Regions from separate parts of the Mus musculus genome. Here region 2 is linked to region 1. The links are chromatin loops, found by intact Hi-C in ENCODE. Cell type or tissue: heart. All regions are shown on one strand.

Region 1 (2,500 bases):
ACTTAATGAGAATGGACTGGGTTGCTGCTTTCTTCCCAGACCAGGGGTACATAAAGAACTTCTAGGGGTATACTGAGGGAAAGTAAGTTTAGATCGGCACATATCTTCCCTATATGCACAAGCTAAGAACTCTTTCTACTGGCCTGAGCTCAGAGATCCTTACAGCAGGACGCTGGACACAGGAGGATGTGAGAAGGTAATATTGGTGCAGACTGCCTGAAACCTGCCTGGCCAATGGTAGCTGGAAATATGACCAAGGTACAATCCATACTTTCAGGTGGAGACACCTGAAAGCCAGAAGCTTTGTATTGGTGGCCGGCAGGAACCAAGGGCTCTGGGACACACAGGGCTGGAAGGCTGGGGAGAAGTCAGAGAGGCAGGACAGGGTGTCTTACTGCGGAGACCTGGCAGAGGAGAGCCAGTCAGCAGTTTCTGTATGGCCCATGGAAGGCTTTCTCGGTGTTTGATCCCTGCCGCCAGACAGACCCAACACTGTGAAAGGTCACTTGATTGCAATGGTCTGATAATCTACAGATACGAAGATTCAGGAAAAACTGGTTTGTCCTTTCTGCGTGGGTACTACCCCCACTGAGCTTCCCAAAGTCCTTGCACTGTCAGAAGCTTTCCCCTAGCAGAAAGGGCAGTGATTTTCTAGCCTCAAGACCAGCTCACTCATCTCACCAGCTGGGTGGTCTTCTGCAAGCTCCTTCACCCCTCCTTGTCTGGAGCTGCTTCCTGTAAAGTGGGGTGAACTTGCCCACCGCCCAAATGTTGCTGAGGGGATGTGGGCGGGCCTGGGAAGCTTGTGCTTCCCGCGGATCTGCCCGGTCTTGGCCACCAAGGGCTGTCTCCCAGTTCATGTTCTCTACTACCCAGGAAACCAACCAGACACTGCAGACGTCTGAGCCCAAGAGGAGGGAGGGCCATCTCCTCGGGGAACCTCCCGCCCCTGCGGCTTAAGTGGAGACTCCCACCCAGGCAAGGCAGGCTGCAGTTTGGGGATGGGGAGACGCTGGGGGGTAGATCTGAACTTCAGATCCCGGTTCTCCCGAGTCCTGCTTACCTGCGGCTCCAGCAGCCCGCGCTGCTCGGCACTGCGGGACGCCGGGCGCGCAGCGCGAAACGCGGAGAACACGGGGATGCGGTGGCCAGGACTGTACAGAGTGGCGAAGCGCTCGGAGCCCGCGAAGCGTTGACAGATCCTCACGTGCGCTTCGGTCGCCAGCCCGGCGGGTGGGGTCCCCTTGTAGAAGAAACGGTCGCATTCGCCGAAGCCCGCTTGCTGCGGGAGCAGCAGCCGGGCCTGCAACAGCCCTGCCAGGGCCAGGAGGCCGCCCAGCGCCAGCCAGCGCGCACAGCCCATGGCGGCCTCTGCGCGGCCGGGCGCCGCTAGAGCAGGGAAGTCCGCGGTGAGCCTCTCTGGCGGGGCGGCTCTGGGCCAAGGCCGCGCCCCTTCTCCGCCTCCACCCCGAAGATGGCTGCAGTGCTCAGCCGCGGCTTTCTGCGGCTGCACCCACCCCTGGAGACCGGACACCTGCCGCGGCGCTGCTGTGTGCCAGAGCTCCCCCTCCGCGCTGGACTGGCTTAGCCCAAGGGGCTGTCCCCAGGGCTGGCGCTGAGAAGTCGGACCTTGCGTGCACCAGGTTCCTCCGGGATGGGGAGATGTCCACAGAGGAGACGGTGCCTACCCTTCCGCATCAGACCCCAGTTAAGAAACCCTGTTAAAGCCGGGTTTTTGGTAGAGGCAGGGGGATCCGTAAGACCCTGCTAAATAAATAAATAAATAAATAAATAAATAAATAAATAAATAAATAAATAAATAAATAAATACTGATAAAGGAAGTTCTTAGGCAGACAGCACAGCCCGGCCGTGGTTTACTTGGTATGAGCATTAGATATCAAACCGAAACTCAGAAGGGAACAAGACAGCCAACACCCTGTATTCATCCCACTGCTCACATGCCTCTGCACACCCCCACCTTGAATTAGTAGAGTGATAACCGACAAGAGCAGGATCTCTGTTTGGTGAGCCTAGTATTAATTAAAAAACAAGCAAACAAACAAACAAACAAACAAAACATGCTGTTTACGGAATCACTGAAAACCCAGTGTTAATCCACTGCGTGACTCCTACAGGGTTTTAGGATACAGTGAAGGAAGTTGGCCTGAAAAGATGATATCTGAACTGACACCCTGAGGAAGGCAGCCCCAAGCTGGACTTTCCCAGAGGGGAAAAGAATGTGGGAGGGACTTGAGACAGGCTGGTGGAATAAAGAGCAGAGGAATCTGGCTGGGATGTGAGCAGAGTGATTGACTAGGATTAAGAAGCCCAGCCCCGGTTCCCACTCCCAGTAAATAACTAGCTGTGGTGGTGTGCACAGGGACCAGGAGTTCAAAGGCAGAATGGGCTTCTTGGACCCTGACTCAAACTGAAGTAATTAATTTAGTTTAAAAATAAAACTGAGGTCTGGAGCAACAGTATACATTAGGTTAGGGAACT
Region 2 (2,500 bases), 100 kb before region 1:
AGAGCGAAAACAGGTGATGTCATAGCACGCAGTGCGGTGTGGTCACCGCCAAGGCCGGCTGGGGAACTGCAGTTCTTGGGAGCTTGGTGCTCTGCGCCAGTAGCAGAAGCACCCTATCATGGGCTCCACGACACCGGTGAGCACCCTGAGCCAATCAGGTGCTCGCTTTGCACCGCCTTTGTTCTCACTGGGGAGCAGGCAGCCAGAGTCTGGTCTGCAGTCCGGGGTTGGTGTTTGGCCCCTCGGAGTACCTGGCTCTCTCACTCGCCTGGGTTGGGCATCTGGCCAGCCGGAGCTTTCCTCAGTGACTTATGCCTTCTGTCTCCAGAACATAGAAGCTAAACCCTGACTCACCGTTGTCAGTTTTGAGAGAGGAAGGTCCAGTCCAATCGTTTTAAATGGCAATTCGTACTCAAAACCTTCCATCACAGGCAGGGATTGTGCTCTGCAAGTTTCTAACCAGAGGCCTCCCACAGGATTTGTGTGTGTGTGTGTGTGTGTGTGTGTGTGTGTGTGTGTGTGTGTGTATCAATCTCTGACTTGTTCATGATAAACGAACTTTCTTTGCTGTGAGAACGATCGTCGGAGAGAGGGAAAAACCCCTAAACCAAAGATGTGTCTCCGGGTCTCCAACTCCAATAGCTGTGTAGACTTCTAACTCTACAGCCGTAGGTAGTTGGTCTTTCGTACCAGATTTACAGAGTGCATAAAGAACATAAAGTTCTTTGAGATCTGTGGGAGCAAAGTGCTGCAAGACCGCAGTCTTCCTCACAGCTATTAGATTTAGATCCATGGAGAGAAAGCTGAATCTCTGCCCCGGAGGAAGGAACGTTCTAGCGTCCACCCGGCCCACTCCCGAGAGATCAGGAAATGTTTAGCTAGGTCTCAGATCCTCTAGCGAGCTCTAGCTTCCAGCTATTTAATCTCACTCTCCATTCTGCACGGTTTTTGCAGAGAGGCGTGGCTTGTCCTGAGGGTGGCGCTAGAGTTCCTGATAATTTGCATACACCACACCTCCATTTCTCATTGGTAGATTGGAGTCCCTCCCACCCCACTACCTAACTAACCCAGGGTCACTCTTCAGCATCGAGCCTCGGAGATAAACTTAACTTGCCCGGAGATTCGTGTTGCTCTCGCCTCCCGCGATTGGCCGGAGCCACTCATTGGATGCGGGTGCAGAAGGGGGCGTTGCCGGTGCCGTCTGGTTGGCGGGAGGGGGCGGTGCCCAGCGCGGCTGCCCTGAAGGCGGCGGGCCTCGGGGGCGGGGCCGCACTGAGAAGCTGAGACGGCCGCGGCTGCTCGTCCTGGCTGGCGGGGCGGGGGTCTGGCGATGGGGGCGGGAGGAACAACGGGTCGCTGAGTGCCGCGGCTGCCGTCCCCGCCGAGCTCGCGCGGGCAGCCGCTGCGCCGTCGCTGCCGCCCGACCCCCTGAGAAGAGAACGTTGAAGCAGCCCTTCGCTAGCGGCCGCGGTGACAGCCCGGCTCCGGCGCGATGAACCGCGGTGGCAGCAGCGCGTCGGCCTCGGCCAACTACCTGCTCTGCACCAACTGCCGGAAAGTGCTGCGGAAGGTACGGCGCGGCCGCGTCCGGCGGCGAGGCGCTCCCCACGGTCCGGGTCCGGGCGGCGCTTGCGGGGGAGGGGGGACGAGAGGCAAAGTGTCCCCCCGCGGGTCCCTGCGCCCGGCCCCTGGGCTGCCGCCGGGTCTGCCCCGAGGCTGAAGGGATGCTGGGATGCTGGGAGGAACCGGCTCGGCTGGGGATGGAGGCTGGCCTGAAATCACAGCAACCAGTTTGGTCTGCAGGAGACTGGCTGCCTCTCCCCGGTGGCTGACTCTGGGGGGGTGTTTTCTTCGACTGGGTCGCTTCTGCCAGGCCTACGGTGCCTTGGCACCGCCTCTTGACATTCTCTTGGTGGGTCCCGAAAGGCACCATGAAGGCATCTTGAACTTTATACCCATAGGAAATGCTGTTCGATCTTCCAGCGCTTTCAGCTTGGGTTGGTGGAGGTGGAGGCTGAAGACGACTTGGGTTCGCCCTCCTTATCATCCCCCACCGCGATGTCGATCGAGAAAATCCGACCCAGGATTGGCTTATTGCTTTCCAGAGTGACTGATAGAAAGTTTACTCCAGTATTGTTTAGCTTACTTGGCTTAATCGCCCCGTGGGGGATGGGGATGCAGGGAGAGAAAGGATGACAAAATGTCCCTGTAGACGCAGAAGAGGTTTTAATAAGATCTGAATAGCCTCCTTGACTAATATAATCTGTTTCTTTTTTACACTCTTATTTTTACATTGCATGAAATGAAATCATTAGGTGAGGTGTTTCTGTTTGTCCAGCACCAATGAATTAAAATTGCTGAGCTGTGCATATTTGAGAGCTAAGATGAATATGGTGCCGTTTTTGTCAATTTTCCTATCTACAGTCAATTTAGGATTGCTCTTTATGTCCTAGGAAAAACAAGCAAGCACATAAATAAGCAAGCTCAAATATTTGCGCTC

Evidence for each region. A loop is a pair of places that touch in the nucleus more often than their neighbours do. Peaks named below come from ENCODE experiments on the same cell type or tissue, not always from the same donor. Only the 100,000 strongest peaks of a DNase experiment are listed, where the experiment ranks them.
Region 2: a loop joins it to region 1, with 3 times the contacts of the local background. A loop is called at or near these places in 4 of 42 quality-filtered maps.

What each region holds. Positions count from the first base shown.
Region 1 is chr9:14,379,608-14,382,107 of GRCm38, forward strand. Endod1 (endonuclease domain containing 1) reads right to left here and starts at 1,635. Exons shown (of 2, transcript NM_028013.3): 1 at 1,064-1,635. The coding sequence starts at 1,363. In heart, a CTCF peak has its summit at 1,436; DNase peaks (open chromatin) are centred at 924, 1,494 and 2,274; H3K4me3 peaks cover 2,415 bases; H3K27ac peaks cover 1,790 bases.
Region 2 is chr9:14,275,060-14,277,559 of GRCm38, forward strand. It overlaps Sesn3 (sestrin 3), which reads left to right and starts at 1,242. Exons shown (of 10, transcript NM_030261.4): 1 at 1,242-1,570. The coding sequence starts at 1,493. In heart, CTCF peaks have their summits at 54 and 965 (motif pointing right); DNase peaks (open chromatin) are centred at 162, 1,132, 1,772 and 2,052; H3K4me3 peaks cover 2,500 bases; H3K27ac peaks cover 2,398 bases.